Linked DNA regions of Homo sapiens: region 2 is linked to region 1. Evidence: read pairs that join two places in POLR2A ChIA-PET (ENCODE). Cell type or tissue: OCI-LY7. All regions are shown on one strand. Links, peaks and the distances in the headings refer to the core of each region. The heading gives the core; the rest is flanking DNA.

Region 1 (9,087 bases), core at 591-8,590:
CTGGACATACGACCTGGCAGAGATTTCATGATGAAGAAACCAAAAGCAATTGCAACAAAAACAAAAATTAACAAACTGACCTAATTAAACTAAAGCGCTTCTATACAGAAAAAAACCCCACAAACTATTAACCCAGTAAACATACGGCCTAGCAAACTATGCATCTGGCAAAAGTCTAATATCCAGACTCTATAAAGAACTTAAACAAATTAACACGCAAAAAACAACTCCATTAAAAAGTGGACAAAGGACATGAGCAGACACTTTTCAAAAGAAGACATACATAGGGCCAAAAGGCGTATGAAAAAAAGTTCAACATCACTAATCATCAGACAAATGCAAATCAAAACCACACTGAGGTACCATCTCATACCAGTCAGAACGGCTATTAATAAAACCGCAAAAAATAACAGCCGCTGGAGAAGTTGCACAGAAAAGGAAATGCTTATATACTGCTGGTGGGAGCGTAAATTAGTTCAGCCACTAGGGAAAACAGTTTGGCATTTTCTCAAAGTACTTAAAACAGGACTACCATTTAGCCCAGAAATCCCATTATTGGGTATATACCCAAAGGAACATAAATTGTTTTGCCCCAAAGACACGTGGACACATATGTTCACCTAGCACTATTCGTAACAGTAAAGACATGGAATCAACCTAAATGTCCATCAATGGTAGACTGGATAAAGAAAATGTGGTACGTATACATCATGGAATACTACATAGCCATTAAAAAAAAGGTCATGTCCTTTGCAGCAACATGGATGGGGCTGGAGGCCATTATCCTAAGCGAACTAATGCAGGAACAGAAAACTAAAGACTACGTGTTTTAACTTATAACTGGACACAAGGAAGGGAACAACAGACACTGAGGCGTACTTGAGGGTGGAGGGTGGGAGGAGAGTGGGGATCAAAACAAACTACCTATCAAGAAACCTGCTTATCACCTGGGTGACAAAATAATCTGTACACCAAACCTCTATGACACAAAATTTACCTACGTAACAAACCTGCATATGTACCCCTGAACCTAAATGTTTAATATTTTTAAAAATGCAAATTTAAAGGATTTGGTTTTCCTTTGTAATTGCATCGTCATGCAATACGTAGATGTCCACCTTCTTTGCTCCAGTACATTTGATAATTTATTGGCAGATACTCGATACCTTTTGGATGATCTGACTTAAAAGGGACATTGTTTTCAAGAGACAAAATATAATTTCACTATCCTTAGTTTTCCTATTTTCAGTTTCACTCTCTAAAACATGACATCTCCTGTAAGGGAAAAACTTTGTCTCCAGATGTATGAAAAGCATCCTTAATTACACTTTATCTAAAACAATGAGACAACTCCTGGACTTTCTCAGACTGGTTGGCTATTGTAGAATGTGGATTCCTTGTCTGAACCCCTAGAACGAGAATTAACCTCTATAACAGTATTGGATCCTTTTAAAAACCTCCCTTTCCTCTTCCCCCAGCTTGGGACTCCCCAACTACTCCTTGCCCTTCTGCCTATTCATTCATGAGAGAGAACATACTTTAGATGTCCTGTCTCAGAAATACAAAAGGAGCCTGAGGCCCATTGGATATTTTACCTTCTTGCTAGGCCCTATAGCTCAAGCCTTCCTTCCTTGCTTCTGAGTTGTCATGGCAACAGCAAATTTGATTCAAGCCACAGTTGATTTTGTGCTAGGTCATACTTCGCACACTTCTGTGCCCAAGTGGTTCACATCTTTGTCCTGACTGCGAACCCCCAACGTTTTTCAACCTCTAACCTTACCTCTTATGAGATCCTTTTGTTTGCTCCTTCTCACATTACTATTCACCATTACCAAAATCTTAACCTTGTTACCATTTCTCTCCCAACTGAAGTACAACCACCATGACTGTATTTCAGCCACCTAAGCTCTAACCTTTCCCCGTCCTGATCTTTCTGAAGTACCTCTTATAGATCCAGATCTCATTTTCTTTGTTGATAGTTCATACCTCTGACTTCAGAAAGAGGTTTCCAGGCTGAATATGCCATTGCATATATCCACAGTCCCATAACATATGAGGCTTTACCCAGTGCAAATTATATCAGATAGAATAATTTGTGGCTCTCACAAGAACCTACACTTTAGCTAAGAATCAAAGAGTTAACATCAACACAGATAACAGATATGTTTTTAGGGTATTACATGACTTTGACCTGTTGTGGAAAGCCAGGGAATTTGTGACTACTAGTTTAAAATGGGAAATGTGGGTAACCTCCTAGAGGCCTTATTATTACAAGAGCTGGCCATACTCAAGATAGAAGCTTATATGGGCAATAGACCCCTAAGGCAAGGGGAAGCTCAGCTGATAAGTATGCTAAGTAGCAGTTTATAAATCTGTCCCAGTCCCACTGTAATCAGACCAGATATTAAACCTACTCAGTTTGCCAATTTATCCTCTATTTGAGGACATTAAAATATCTCAGTTAAAGGCCCCTGAAGATGAAAAGGCTAATTGAAAACAAGGTGGATGTTTTACCCACCAAAAAGTCCAAAGATAGGCTTTGAAGACACTGAGAAGGCTACTTGGGCTCTCCTTCGTCCCTGACCTGAAGTTCAGTCTTCACAAAATTTTTCATCATGGGAAAATACTGACTCAATGCCTTCATCATCATTTGTGGGGAAACTTCACTCCTTACTTGGAATATCTGCCAACAACAGAATCCTGGAAAAGTTATAAAGGTAGAACGAGGAAGAGAGCCACCTCTAGCAGGACTCTTTCTCTATTGGCAAAGATATTTTATTCAACTTCCTAAGTCAGTGTTATTAATATGCCCTGGCCATTGTTTTTATGTTCACTTATTGACTAGAAGCTTTTCCACGTAAGAAGCCCACAGCTGCAACTGTTTGTTCTCTTAGAACAAATTTTCCCCTCCTGAGGAATTCTACTTGCCCTGTCAAGTGACCAGGGAACTCATCGCACCAGTAAAGTCATCCAAAAAAATCCAAGAGTTCTTCCTCTGTCCCCCAAATTACATGATCCTCACCATATCCAGTCATGCAGAATGATTGAACAAGCAAACAGACAAAACTAAAATTTTCAAAACGTTCTGAGGTGAGGCCAGGTGTGGTGGCTCATTCCTGTAATCCCAGAACTTTGGGAGGCTAAGGCAGGAGGATTACTTGAGACCAGCCTGGACAACTTAGTGAGACCGCATCTCTAGAGTAAAAATACATATTTATATTTTTAAAACTTTCAGAGAACTCAACCTTCCATGGCCCAAGGTCTTTCCCTTGGTCCTAATTGCTCTCTAGCCTTTCCTTGTTAGACCACACCTGCCCCCTCAAAAAACAATTACTAGCAGAACTATGAGAATTCCCTACTCTATAAGGGCAACAGAAGACTCCAGTGAAGTTAATTCAGACATGATTTCAGAATTCAACCTTGAATGCATGTCTCACAACTTAAAAAGTACAGGAGTTACTTACAATAAAAATCTACTTCACCTGGAGATCTTAAACCGGGGCTCTCCAGGATTATGGCTGCCTCTGCTGAGTCATGCAGGTTGTCAGAGAAGCAGGGGAAAGCCGGCAGTCACAGGCCTCCCCCAGATCCCACGCACACCGAAGGGCTGGTCTCACTCCCACCGTGTCCCCTGCAACACCTCTGAGTCTGTTTCCAGACAGAGGACGGGCTTGAAAACTTGCCCGAGGCTTTCCGCCTCCCACCTGTGAAAGAAAAGGGCTTTAGTTCTTCCCCCACCTGTGAAGTCTGCAAGCCAGATCCGCATCCTCCCCCAAGTTCCGGCCAGGAGGCTTCTCGCCCCACTCAAATTGTTACAAAATTCAGCTAGGGAAGTCCTTCTCCCGGTAGGGTTTTACCTCCTGCTCCTCTGGCCTCCCTCCTGATGAATCCCAGTGGTGCCAGGCAGGAATAGGCTACCTGGGGATTCAAAGAGCTCCCAGGGCCTCCCTGCTGCCTCCTCTGCCCCTGTATTTCGCTTGGTCCGGTTCTCTAACTTGACTCAGCTCCAGGTGAAGTCGGGAGCATCTCCCGGAAGCAGACCTTCAGCTTCTCCAGTAGGGGGTGTGTGTTCCGGAAAGGAGGGTCTCCCTTTCCCACTTCCGCAGTTGGGGCACTCACAGTATTTGGGGTGTCCCCCGGGTCCTGCAGGAGCAGTCTGCTTCTTTCAGAGGGTCTGTGGGCCCTCTCTCAAAATATTTTTTTAAATATTAAAAGCAGCTGCTGATAGGGTTTGTCCCCACCAAATACCATGTTAAAATTTGATCTCCAGCGTTCAAGGTGAGGCCCGGTGGGAAGTGTTTGGGTAATGAGGACAAATCCCTCCTCAATGGTTTGGTGCCTTCCCGTTGGTAATTAGTGAGTTCTTGTTCTATTACGTCACGTGAGAGCTGGGCTGGTTGTTTAAAAGAGCCTGGCATCTCTCTAGCTCACTTTCTCACCGTGTGACATGCCTGCTTCCCCTTCACCCTTCAACATGAGTAGAACCTTCCTGAGTCCCCTATCAGACATAGATACTAGTGACATGCTTCTTGTACAGTCTGCAGAATCATGAGCCAAACAAACCTCTCTTCTTTTTTTCTTTTTTTTTTTGAGATGGAGTCTCGCTCGGTAGCCAGGCTGCAGTGCAGTGATGCGATCTGGGCTCACTGCAACCTCCGCCTCCCAGGTCCAAGTGATTCTCCTGCCTCGGCCTCCGGAGTAGCTGGGACTACAGGCACGTGCCACCACGCCCAGCTAATTTTTTTATTTTTAGTAGAGACGAGTTTCACCATGTTGGCCAGGATGGTCTCAGTCTCTTGACCTCATGATCCGCCCGCCTCAGCCTCCCAAAGTGGGAGGCCCCTCTTTTCTTTATAAATTACCCAGCCTCAGGTATTCCTTTATATTAATAGTAATGCAAAACAGACTAACACAGATGGAGAAATGGATTCCAGCTTTACTTATTAGAAGCTATACCCTAAAATGCGTTGAGGGGGAATACCAGTAAGTACCAAGACAAAGAGCTCTCAGAGAACCCCCCAAAGATCCAAGCCTTGGAGTTACCCGTTTCCTAGAATACATGAAAGTGAGAAATACCAGGACTGGCTAAAAGTCTATATATGGAACAATGCCCAACCCACATACCCCACCTTGCACGGAAGATACACCTTTGTCAAGACCCTAGAGTTTTATTCTCTGGAGAAACTGAAATGAAGAGGGTCTGAACTTAGAGCATTAGGTACAGAGATCAGTTCGATTGGGGGATAACGTAAAATGGGGATAACGTCAAAGTCTGCAAAATGAACAGTGAAGCCCCATCCTTTTTCCCGCTCCCTGCCCCTAGAACATCAGGAGCCAGGTGTTGTTCTGAATTCAGGCAATTGGAAGAATAATCTATTAAAAAAAAATTCTGGGCCGGGCATGGTGGCGTAATCCCAGCACTTTGGGAGGCTGAGGTGGGCGGATCACAAGGTCAGGAGATCGAGACCATCCCGGCTAACATGGTGAAACCCCGCCTCTACTAAAAATACAAAAAAATTAGCCGGGCGTGGTGGCGGGCGCGCCTGTAATCCCAGCCACCTGGGAGGCTGAGGCAGGAGAATGGCGTGAACCCGGGAGGCGGAGCTTGTGGTGAGTAGAGATCTCGCAGCTGCACTCCAGCCTGGGCGACAGATCGAGACTCCAACTCGAAAAAAAAAAAAAAAAAAATTCTGAATTGCCCCAGAGAAAATATCTCCAAATATCAATATCTGGGGATGCCCCAATAATCACCACCAGACTACTCAGAAAAATTTACAAGCACCACTTGTACACATAGAGCTTCAGGTCTTTCTTTTTATAGCCAGTATTTTCCTGAGGATAGTTCTTGCTCTTGGTCCTTTACTAGTTGTTAACTTGAAACACTGTGAACATTTTCAATGAGCAAAGGCAATCTTTATTTCAGGAATAGTGTTTCTAAGTTTTCTGTGGATATATAGTGCCATTTGTTCTATCTTTCCTGGAGTATACTTTGCAGATGACTCTCAAATCTGTGTGTCTAGCATGGACCTTTCCCTCAGCCCTGCACATTCACACACAACATCTTTTTCTTGAGGTACCTCCAGCTAGTGAAATGCAAATTAAAAAAAAAAAATTAGTCACTGCTCTCCCTCTGACCCCTCATTATTACTGTCACCATATCATTTTCCTCATCTACACTGGTGTTTTGGGTAATATTATTCCCCTAGACATTCATCCTACAAATTTTCAGTCAATTCTGATTCTTCTAACTCTTCTTCATCCTTCCCTCACCACCAAGCCACTGATTCAGCGTTTATTGAATTCCCCACAGCTGTCTTTTCCTTGCCCTTCCCACTCACCTTTCCCTCATTATCATCTCCTATTTGGACTGCTGATGTACTGTCAGAATTGGCCTTCTCACTCCACTACTTTTCTTCAATCTTCAAACTTCTGCCAAGTTAATCTTTCAGATGACCAGCTCTGATCATCATCCTCCCATATCAGAAATCAACATTGGCTCCCTGCCATCACTGCAACCTAAAAATAAACAACAAACAAACAAACACCTTTCCAAATGCAGTGCATAGATTAATCTTCCTATACCTCCTTTTTAATGACAAAAAGTAATACATTTCTGGGAAGACAGTTTCAGTGGAGGCAGCATAGAATTTGGATCTTCCTGGATATCCACATAAAAACAGACAGAACTAGATAGCAAAATCAAATACTCATGAATCACATTTACAAAAAGCTAGACAAGTAATCCCTGCAAACTCCAAAACAGGACAAACCACCAACAGCCATAAGACCTATGTGTTATCCACATCTCACCTGTGCAAGAGAACTTGGAAGAAAACAACAGGACATATGACAAACCTGAAAATGGTAAAATTGTAGTAGGCCAATTTGGGAACAACAGCTGGAACTAGGAGGGAACATGCCCATTTGTTTTAGGCCATTCTCGCACTGCTGTAAAGAAATACCTGAGACTGGCTCATTTACAAGAAAAGAGGTTTAATTGGCTCATGGTTCTACCGGCTGTACAGGAAACATAGTGGCTTCTGCCTCTGGGAAGGCCTCAGGAAGCTTCCAATCATGGAAAAAGGCAAAGGGGGAGCAGGCACATCATATCCTGAAGGCAGGAGCAAGGAAGAGGGGGAGAAGGTGCCTGATATGGTTCGGATCTGTGTCCCCACCTAAATCTTGTGTCAAGTTGTAATTTTCAAATGTCAGAAATGGGACCTGGTTGGAGGTGATTGGCTCATGCGGGTGGATCCTTCGTGAATGGTTTAGCACTATCCGTTGGTACTGTTCTTATGATAGAGTTCTCATGAGATCTGGTTGCTTTAAAGTGTGTGGCACCTCTCCCCTCTCTCTCTCTTCCTCTGGCTCCAGCCATGTGGCTCTCCCTCCACCTTCCATCATGATTTTGTTTCCTGAGGCCTCCCAGAAGCCAAGTAGATGCCAGCATCATACTTCCTGTTCAGCCTGTGGAACCATGAGCCAATTAAATATTTTTTCTTTATAAATTACCCAGTCTCAGGTATTTCTTTATAGCAATGCAAGAACAGACTAAAACAGTGTCGCATACTTTTAAACGACCAGATGTCAGGAGAAGTCACCCACTAGCGCGAGAACAGCACCAAGGAGATGGTGATAAACCATTCATGAGAAATCTCCTCGACAATCCAGTCACCTCCCACCAGGCCCTACCTCCAACAATAGGGATTATAGTTTGATATGATATTTAGAGGGGACACAGATCCAAAGCCTATCACCACTGTAATAGCAAGTAGGTGCCAGGCACAGTTGATAAGATCTAAGGACCTACGGGAACTCCTGAAACTGGTCAGCCAAGGCTGTCTTCCAGGATGGAGCGGAACACTTCAGAGAAACCCTTGGAAAAACTCAACTGAAATAAATGAAAGAAAAGATCCAGAAAAGCACAGGGTGGGGAAACAAAGCCAGGAAATCTCCAAAAGCAGGCCATCATGTTTTTGAACATTACAAGAACAAAAATGGATGGGGATCCAAGAAGTTAGATGTGTTATCTGAACAAGCTTCTTTTTATTAACATGGAAAACAAAATTCACATAAAAATGGCAGTAGAAAAGTAGTGAAGTCAAATCCCATACAAAGTTACTATAAGAAAAGAGACAATAAAGGGCAAAATAATATCATTACACAAAACAAAAGCACAACGGAAAGATGAACAAAAACCAAAGCAAAGGATCAGAAAGAATACTAAAAGCTGTAATTCAAGAAAATGAGGGGGAACTTGGCAAGATAGCCAAATAGGAACAGCTCCGGTCTGCGGCTCCCAGCGAGACCTATGAGGAAGATGGGTGATTTTTGCATTTCCAACTGAGGTACCCAGTTCATCTCATTGGGACTGGTTAGACAGTGGGTGCAGCTCACGAAGGGTGAGCAGAAGCAGGGTGGGGCGTCGTCTCACCTGGGAAGTGCAAGGGGTCAGGAACTCCCTCCCGTAGCCAAGGGAAGCCATGAGGGACTGTGCCATGAAGGACTGTACTATTCAGCCCAGATACTATGCTTTTCCCACGGTTTTTGCAACCAGCAGACCAGGAGATTCTCTCAGGTGCCTACACCACAAGGGCCCTGGGTTTCAAGCATAAAAGTGGGTGGCCATTTGGGCAGACACTGAGCTAGCTGCAGGAGTTTTTTGTTGTTGTTGTTGTACCCCAGTGGCACCTGGAACCCCAGTGAGACAGAACCTTTCACTCCCCTGGAAAGGGGGCTGAAGCAAGGGAGCCAAGGTGGTCTTGCTCAGCGAGTCCCACCCCCCTGGAGACCAGCAAGCTAAGATCCACTGGCTTGAAACTCTTGCTGCCAGCACAGCAGTCTGAAGTCAACCTGAGATGCTCGAGCTTGGTATGGGGAGGGGCATCTGCCATTACTGAGGCTTGAGTAGGCGGTTTTCCCCTCACAGTGTAAACAAAGCCACCAGGAAGTTTGGACTGGGCAGAGCCCGCCACAGTGCAACAAAGCCGCTGTAGCCAGACTGCCTCTCTAGTTTCCTCCTCTCTGGGCAGGGCATCACTGAAAGAAAGGCAGCAGCTCCAGTCAGGGGCTTATAGATAAAACTCC
Region 2 (9,087 bases), core at 325-8,324, 75 kb before region 1:
ACAGCTGGAAGGTAAAAGGAGTGATTTGTTTAGTTCCAGGAATTCTAACAATGTGAGGAGGGCTCTGTGTCCTCTTTACATCTGTCAGCTGTGATTTCCTCAAATTCGTTGCAGAGGTTTCTTTTACTACAGAGTGGCAAGGCGACCTTCAGTAGCACCACATCCATCTCATTCCTGACCGACAGTGGAAAGAAATCTTCCTAATACCTTCCATTTTAAAGGAATAACATTAGGAGAAATATCTAACGTAGATGACGGGTTGATGGGTGCAGCAAACCACCATGGGACGTGTATACCTATGTTAACAAACCTGCACGTTCTCCACATATATCCCAGAACTTAATGTATAATAAAAAATTACTTTTATATTTATTTATTTATTTATTTAGAGACAGGGTCTTGCTCTGTTGCCCAGGCTGGAGTATAGTGGTGCAATCACAGCTCACCACAGCCTTGACCACCCAGGCTCAAGTGATCCACCCACCTCAGCCTCCTGAGTAGCTGGGACTGCAGGTGTGCATCACCATGCCTGGCTAATTTTTTTTTTTTTTTTTTTTTTTTTAAGATGGAGTCTCGCTCTGTCACCCAGGCTGGAGTGCAGTGGCGAGATCTCAGCTCACTGTAAGCTCCGCCTCCCGGGTTCACACCATTCTCCTGCCTCAGCCTACCGAGTAGCTAGGATTACAGGCGCCCACCACCATGCCCAGCTAACTTTTTTGTATTTTTAGTAGAGACGGGTTTCACCATATTAGCCAGGATGGTCTCGATCTCCTGACCTCATGATCCGTCCGCCTCGGCCTCCAGCTAATTTTTTTGTTTTTCATAGAGACAAGGTCTCCCTATGTTGCCCAGTCTGGTCTTGAACTCCTGGGCTCAAGCAATCCTCCCACCTCAGCCTCCCAAAATGTTGGAATTACAGGTGTGAGCCACTACACCCACTCTCTAATACCTTTCAGAAAATGTCCAGGGAGAACCTAGTTTAGATTTCATGTCCAGATCTTAAATGATCATGGTAGCCGATGTTATGGGTAGCATAATTTGCTGAGTCTAGGTCATGTACCCACTGATGTCGTCATGGTGGCAAGTCAGTGTTGGCCCTGTCCTAACCACAGGGAAGGGGTTCTCTACAGAAAAGTAGAGTTTAGATCTGAGAAGGTAGTTGAGAATGAGTGCCGTATAGTGAATAATAGTAGATTTTTACCCCATTTTACCCCTTTGTCTTTGGTTGTATATATATTCACATACCATTCTAATTATACATATAGTTTCAAAAATGCCTCTGCTTCTCCAAACACAACTATACTTTATATATATTTTCAAAAACAGTTCTACCTCCTTCTTCCAAAGATAAATATCTGTGTTTTGTGTCCTCCATGGCCACCCCTAAGAGAGGTGCAAGGAGGATTTCATTCCTGGGAATTACCTACTTTAATAGCCTGGGTATTTACTGAAGGACTGAAGAATTACAGGCACCTATTTCCAGGCTTGGCATTTTTAAGCAGTATTTAAAACCTCAGTTGACATTTGATGATTCTGTGGCATAATAACCACATCCAGAGATCTTGTCTAAACCTGGACCTTGACTCTTGATCCTCATCTTGTGGTTTCTATTTCTTGCCAATAATCTATTCTGGCTTTTCCCCATCTCCCAAAATAATGCTTTCACTTTGCTGTCTGCTTTGAACAATGTGAAAGACTTGAAGGGGAAAATGAAGCTAAATAATGTGGCATTTCCCCCAAGATTATAACCTACTGGATGCATTTTTATAAGGGATATGATGCTTTTGTCTGGCAAAGAATACCTAGAATATAATATTTGAGAGAGAATCAGACTTCCCAAATTTTCTGGCTCATCCAAGACCCAATATTTTATTTATTCATTTAATCATTTTTTCAACAATTTAAAAAATTGATGGATAATAAGTTACATAGTTTCAGGGCACACATGATAACTTAATACATTCATATAATTTGTATACATCACATCAGTGTACTTGGGATATCCATCACCTTAATATTTGTCTTTATCCTAGAAATGTTTGAATTTTTCTCTTCTAATTTGAAATGTACAGTATGTTTTTGTAAACTATAGTCACCCTACTCATCTGTTGAACACTGGAGCTTATTTCTTCTCTCAACTTTATATTTGTATTGATTTATCAACTTCTTTGAATCCCCTACTTCTGCTACCCTTGCTGGCTTCTGGTAACCACCAATCTACTCTCTACCTTCATGAGATCCACTTTTTCTTAGCTTCCACATATGAGTGAGAACACGTAGTATTTGTCTCTTTGTGTCACTTAACATAATGACTTCTAGTTTTATTTATGTTGCTGCAAATGACAGGATTTTATTCCTTTTTACAGATGAATAATATTCCATTGTGTATATATACCACGTTTTCTTTAGCCATTCATTCGTTGATGGGCACTTAGATCGATTCCATATTTTGGCTATTGTGAATAGTGCTGCAATAAACATGGGCGTGCAGATAGCTCTTTGATATATTCATTTCCTTTCTTTTGGAGATATACCCAGGAGTGGGATTCCTGGATCATATGGTAGCACAATTTTTAGTTTTTTGAGGAACCTCCAAGCTATTCTGTGTAGTAGCTGTACTAATTTCCATTCCCACCAACAGTGTACAAGGGTTCCCTTTCTTCCACATCCTCGCTAGCCTGCGTTATTGCCTGTCTTCTTGATAAAAGCCATTTTAACTGGGGCGAGATGATATCTCATTGATTTGCATTTCTCTAATAATTTGTGATGTTGAATATTTTTTATATGCCTGTTGGCCATTTGTATGGCTTCTTTTGAGAAATGTCTACTCAGATCTATTGCCCATTTTTAAATTGGATTATGTTGTTTTTGTTTGTTTGTTTGTTTTTGCTATTGAGTTGTTTGAGCTCCCCATACCTTCTGGTTATTAACCCCGTCTCAGGTGGTTAGTTATATTTTCTGCCATTCTGTGGGTTTTCTCTTCACTTTATTGATTATTTCCTTTGCTATGCAGAAGTTTTTAGCTTGAAATAATCCCATTTGTCTATTTTTACTTTGTTTGCCTATGCTTTTGAGATCTGACATAAAAAAATCTTCACCCAGACCAATGTCCTGGAGTGATTCCTCAATGTTTTCTTCTAGTAGTTTCATGGTTTGAGGATTTAGATTTAATCTTTAATCAATTTTGATTTGCTTTTTGTATATGGTAAGAGAGAAGGATCCAGTTTCATTCTTCTGCATATAGTTATCTAGTTTTCTTGGCACCATTTATTGAAAAGCCTATCCTTCCCCCCATTATATGTTCTTGGTACCTTTGTTGAAGATGAGCTGGCCGTAAATGTGTGGATTTACATCTGCGTTCTCTATTCTGTCCCATTGGTCTATTCTGTCTGTTTTTATGCCAGTGTCATACTGATTTGGTTACTATAGCTTTGTAGTAAAATTTGAAGTCAGGTAGTGTAATGCCTCCAGCTTTGTTCCTTTTGCTCAGATTGCTTTGGTTATTTGGGGTCTTTTGTGGTTCCATATATGTCTTAAGATTTTTTTCTATTTCTGTAGAGAATGTAATTGGATTGCATTTAATCTGTAAATTGCTTTGAGTAGTATTATAATTTAACCAATATTAAGTATTTCAGTTCGTGAATCTGGAATATCTTTTCATTTTGTTGTGTCCCTTTCAATTTCTTTCCCAATATTTTAGTATGGTATTTCTTTATCTCTTTGCTTTTGTCTTCACAAATTTTAGCTTAGGATGCAGAATTTGGCCTTTTCAAATTCTGACTCCCAGTCCTCAAGGATTGCAAGGTATGGGTATAAAGATTTTTCTAAAAAATGAAGTTTCATTATTCCCTCTCTGCTTTTAGATAGTATAGCTTGGACTGAACTTCTGCTTTTCTCATATAATATTATTTGAGGCCACAAGTAATGTTCAATATCTTGCTATTTTTCTTGGGGCTGAGTCCAAAGATTTAACAAATCATTGGATAGCCAGTTGCATTTCTACTGTATAACAAAACTTTTCAAATATTATTTAGGGATGGGAATAATTATCTCCTCTCTGTTTTGCACCCCACACTATCTCAGCTATTTTCATATGTTAGAGCCTGTTACTTAAATTATCTGATTCTTAGGTATAAATGACTCAGGACTTTTTCCTTTGCAGATGACAGAAACCCAACTCAAAACTGCTTTAACAAAATTAAAGTGGGTGGTGGGGAGTGCAGATGTGTGTTTCAGAGGAGGGAAGATTATCTCCACATCTACAAGTACATGCTAGATTGGGCACTGATGGACAGAATCATCAGTTTATTAGTGAAGCATAACTTGTGTGAACGAGACAAGCTGGCTCAAGCATTTGAAGATGCTTTTGAGGTACTGAGGCAACATTCAACTGGAGATCTTCAAAACTTACCTGGTTTTCATCAGTGATTGTACCCATGTCAGAGGAGATTCCAACTGCTATGGAATGTTGCTTACAGAGGAATCTATTTATAATTGGAGAACTTTAATAAATAATGCTGCAGACTTCTATTTTGAAGGAACCATTCATTGATCTTTGTGGAACATAACTGAAAGCCAGCTGGTGCAGTCTGCTGTTTTCCAGCAACAGGGAGGACAAGGCGGGAAGCTTCTCTGACTGTTTGAATAACTTCACAAATCTCAGTATAATCCCAAGATGGCATCTGCATTCAGTAAGTAGATAAAACCAAAGGCAGTTTCCAGTTTGTATCAAAAAATGAAGAAAAATTTGCCAAACTTTGAGGAATAAGAAAGGGCAATAGGAAGACCATGGTCTATCAGAAAATGGCCAGGGAACTGAGGAATTATGGAAAAACTCAGGAAATCAACAAAATCTGGAGAAAGCTCATTTACCAATGAGCTTCAGTGGGGCCATTCTCTGAAGATCTCTCCATCTTGTTTCTCTGAGAAAGAGATCGTCTACTCACAGTATGTTCAACTGATCAAGAACATCTCAGTTTAAGTAATTGGAATGCAAACTAAAATTTTACATATGCCAGTTACCATGAGCTTAGTCACCATGATTGCTAAATATACTCTCCCATTTCATCATCTTTTTTGGCATTAGAAATCCCTACAAGCTTCAGGATTTTTCTCTTAAAGCAAATACTGAAGATAAAAAAATTAGCTTCATTCAGGCTATCTTTTATCAAATAGCACATAATTTATACAGACTTGGTGGGAAATTCTGCCAGTGAACAACTTTGTTGTTTCAAATCATCAAGCCCCATTTGAAAGTATGGACTAAATATCCTTGCTTTTACTATTCTCTATGCAGCCACTTTCTTCTAGGTTAACAATGCCAGTGCAGATGATTTGATTTATGTATTAATTTAAACATTTTCCTGTCTTACACTCAGGTGAAAAATCATTTGGATATATATCTGATGGCTTTACAAAAATTATTTACAAAAAGTAATTGCATATAATACAGTGTTTATGCCAAAGTATGTTTATGTCTTAAAAACTTTAGTGGAAATGTGTATTCAGGTCCCTTGCTCATTTTCTAATTGGGTTTCTTGTTTTCTTAATATTGAGTTGTTGGAGCTCCTTCTGTATTTTGGATATTAATCCCTTGTCAGATGTATGGCTTGCAGCTGTTTTCTCCCAATCTGTGAGTTGTTTCTGCATGCTGTTGGTTGTTTCATTGGCTATGCAGAAGCTTTTTAGTTTGATGTAATCTGATTTGTCTATTTTTGCTTTTGTTGCCTGTGCTTTTGGGGTCACATCCAAAAAACCGTTGCCCAGAGAGTGTCATGTAGTTTTTCCTCCCTGTGTTTTCTTCCAGTAAGTTTAGAGTTTCTGGTATTACGTTTGAATCTTTAATTCATTTTAATTTGATTTTTAGTTCTATATATGGTGTGAGATAAGGGTCCAATTTTATTGTTCTGCAGGTGGAAATTTCATTTTCCCAACACTATTTATTGAAGGGACTGTCCTCTTCCTATTGCGTATTCTGGTACCTTTGTTGAAAATCAATTGACTGTATAGTAGTAGGTTAATTTCCAAGCTCTCTATTCCACTCCATTAGTCAATGTGTCTGTCTTTTTTTTTTTTTTTTTTTCCAATACCATGTTGTTTTGATTGCTATAGATTTGTAGTATACTTTGAAATCTGGTGGTGTGATACCTCCAGCTTTGTCCTTTTTGTTCATGATTGCCTTGGTTGTTTGAGGTTTTTGTTGTCCATATGAATTTTTGTTTTGTTTTGTTTTTTGAGATGGAGTCTCACTCTATGGCCCAAACTGGAGTGCAAGTGGTGCAATCAAGGCTCACTGCAACCTCCGCCTCCCAGCTTCAAGTGATTCTCGTCCCTCAGCCTCCCAAGTAGCTGGGATTACAGGTGAGTGCCACCATGCCTGGCTGATTTTTGTATTTTTAGCAGAGATGGGGTTTTACCATGTTGGCTAGGTTGGTCTCGAACTCCTGATCTCAGGTGATCCTCCCACCTCGGCCTCCCGAAGTGCTGAGATTCCAGGTGTAAGCCACCATGTCCAGCCCCATATGAAGTTTTGGATTTTTTTTTTATTTCTATGAAAAGTGATGTTGGGATATTCATAGGGATTGCATTGAATTTGTAGATCACTTTGGGTAGTATAACATTTTAGTAATATTAGTTCTTCTGAACCATGAACATGAAATATCTTTCCATTTATTTGTGTCTTATTCAGTTTATTTCATCAACACCTTATAGTTTTCGTTGTATAAGTCTTTTGTCTCCTTGGTTAAATCTATTGCCAATTTCTTTTTCTTGCTTAATTGCTCTGTCTAGAACTTCCAATTCCATGTTGAGTGGGCATTGTTGTCTTGTTCCAGATCTTGGGGGAAAGGCTTTCAGTTATTCACTGCTGAGTCACTGTTAGCTGTCAGCATCTCTGGATAGCTTTTATTGTTGAGCTACCTTTCTTGTATACCTAATTTGGTGATTGTTTTTATGGTTAAGGGATGTTGAATTTTGTCAATTTTTTTCTGCTTCTGATGAGATAATCATATGATTTTTGTCATTTATTCTGTTAATGTGGCATATCATTTATTGACTTGCATATGTTGAACCCTCCTTGCATTCCAGAGATAAAGACATTTCTCAAAAGAATACATATAAATGGCTAACAGATATAATGAAAAATACTCGATATTGCTAATCATTAGGGAAATGCAAATTAAAGCCATAATGAGACATCATCTCATACTGGTCAGAATGGCTTTTATCAAAAATATGAAAGATAAATGTTGTCAAGAATGTGGAGAAAAGGGAACAATTGTACAATGTTGGTGGGAATATAAATTAGTATAGTCAATATGGAAAACAGTATGGAGGTTCTTCAAAAAACTAAACATAAAATTGCCATATGATCTTGAAATCCCACTTCTGGGTATTTACCAAAAAGGTTTAAAATCAGTTTGTTGAAGAGATGTCTATACCCCATGTTCATTGCAGCACTATTCACAATAGCAAGTTACAGAATCAACTTAACTGTGCATCAACAAATGAGTGGATAAAGACAATGTTGCATACTTACAGAAAGGAATACTATGAAGCCTTAAAAAAGAAAGACATTCTCGGCCAGGCATGGTGGCTCACACCTGTAATCCTGGCAGTTTGGGAGGCCGAGATGGATGGATCAGTTGAGGTCAGGAGTTCGAGACCAGCCTGGCCAACATGGTGAAACCCCGTCTCTACTAAAAATATAAAAATTAGCTGGGCATGGTGGTGGGTGCCTGTAATCCCAGCTACTCAGGAGGCTGAGGCAGGAGAATCACTTGAACCGGGGAGGTGGAGGTTGCAGTGAGCCGAGCTCGCACCACTGCACTCCAGCCTGGGTGACAGAGTGAGACTCAGTCTCAAAAAACAAACAAACAAAAAAAACAAGAACAACAACAGAAAAGAAAGACATTCTGACATTTGTGACAACATAGATGGAATTAGAGAATATTATGCTAAGTGAATTAAGTCAGGTTCAGGAAAGCAAGTACTGCAGGTTCTCACATATATGTGGAATCTAAAACCCACAGAAGCAGAAGGTAGAATTGTGGTTACAGAGGCTGGGGGTTGTGGGGAAGGGAGAGATGGTGATCAAAGGGCATCAGATTTTAGTCAGACAGGAGGATTTTAAAAATACTTTTGAGTTCTATTGCACAGCATGGTGAATATAGTTAATAATAGAGTATTGTACATTTCAAAATTGCCAAGAGAGTAAATTTCAAATGTTCTCACCACAAAAATGTTAAGTATTTGAGGTACTGGATATGTTAACCAGCTTGATTTAGTTATTCCACATTGTATTCATAAATTGTAACATCACTTTGTATCCCATAAATTTAATTATAAATTATCAATTTACAATTTCAAAAATAAAGTAGGAAGGGGATTTATTGGCTCATAGAGCTAAGTCTGAGGTCAATAGGATTAAGGTGTGGCTGGATCAGATGTCATCAGTACTCTGCCTTCCTTTCTATTCCTTCTTATTCTTTTTTTTTTTTTTTTTTTTTTTTTTTTTTTTGAGAGAGAGTCTTGCTCTGTCACCCAGGCTGGAGTGCAATGGCTTGATCTTGGCTCACTGCAACTTCTGCCCCCTGGGCTCAAGTGATTCTCTTGCCTCACCTCTTGAGTAGCTGGGATTACAGGTGCCCGCCACCATGCCCGGCTAATTTTTGTATTTTTAGTAGAGACGGGGTTTCACCATGTTGGCCAGCCTGCTCTCGAACTCCTCAGGTGATCCGCCCTCAGGTGATCCGTCCGCCTTGGCCTCCCAAAGTGCTGGGATTACAGGTATGAGCCATCATGCCCGGCCGGAAAGGGTTTCTTAATGAGAGCTGATGGGATGGGATTTGAACTGGCAGGAAATAAAGTGGCAGATACTCCTTTGGGCGGCTGCATCAGCAAGAATGGAATCAGGGAGTTGAGACGAGGTGGGACAGGTAGGAGGAAGCCAACTCTCACTTCCTCCTTCTCTCCCCATTTATCTTCTTTTTTACCCTGAGCAGATACCTGTCATCCTTTTTTTCATTTAATATTATATCATAAGCATTTTCCATGTTGCTAATGTATTTTCTCAATAAACTTTTTATT

Evidence for each region. Peaks named below come from ENCODE experiments on the same cell type or tissue, not always from the same donor. Only the 100,000 strongest peaks of a DNase experiment are listed, where the experiment ranks them.
Region 2: POLR2A ChIA-PET joins it to region 1 with 5 read pairs; 5 of 35 experiments call an interaction of 5 or more read pairs at or near these places.

Annotation. Positions count from the first base shown.
Region 1 is chr17:6,848,831-6,857,917 of GRCh38, reverse strand. It overlaps the pseudogene ALOX12P2. Among named protein-coding and RNA genes, the nearest start is that of TEKT1, 22 kb to the right of the region's middle. RefSeq lists an enhancer at 2,941-4,140. In OCI-LY7, for the core only: CTCF peaks have their summits at 3,822 and 4,024; DNase peaks (open chromatin) are centred at 3,667, 4,037 and 4,297; H3K4me3 peaks cover 3,874 bases; H3K27ac peaks cover 3,207 bases.
Region 2 is chr17:6,923,434-6,932,520 of GRCh38, reverse strand. It overlaps the pseudogene SPICP3. Among named protein-coding and RNA genes, the nearest start is that of ALOX12, 68 kb to the left of the region's middle. In OCI-LY7, for the core only: no CTCF peak of the experiment used is centred there; no DNase peak of the experiment used is centred there.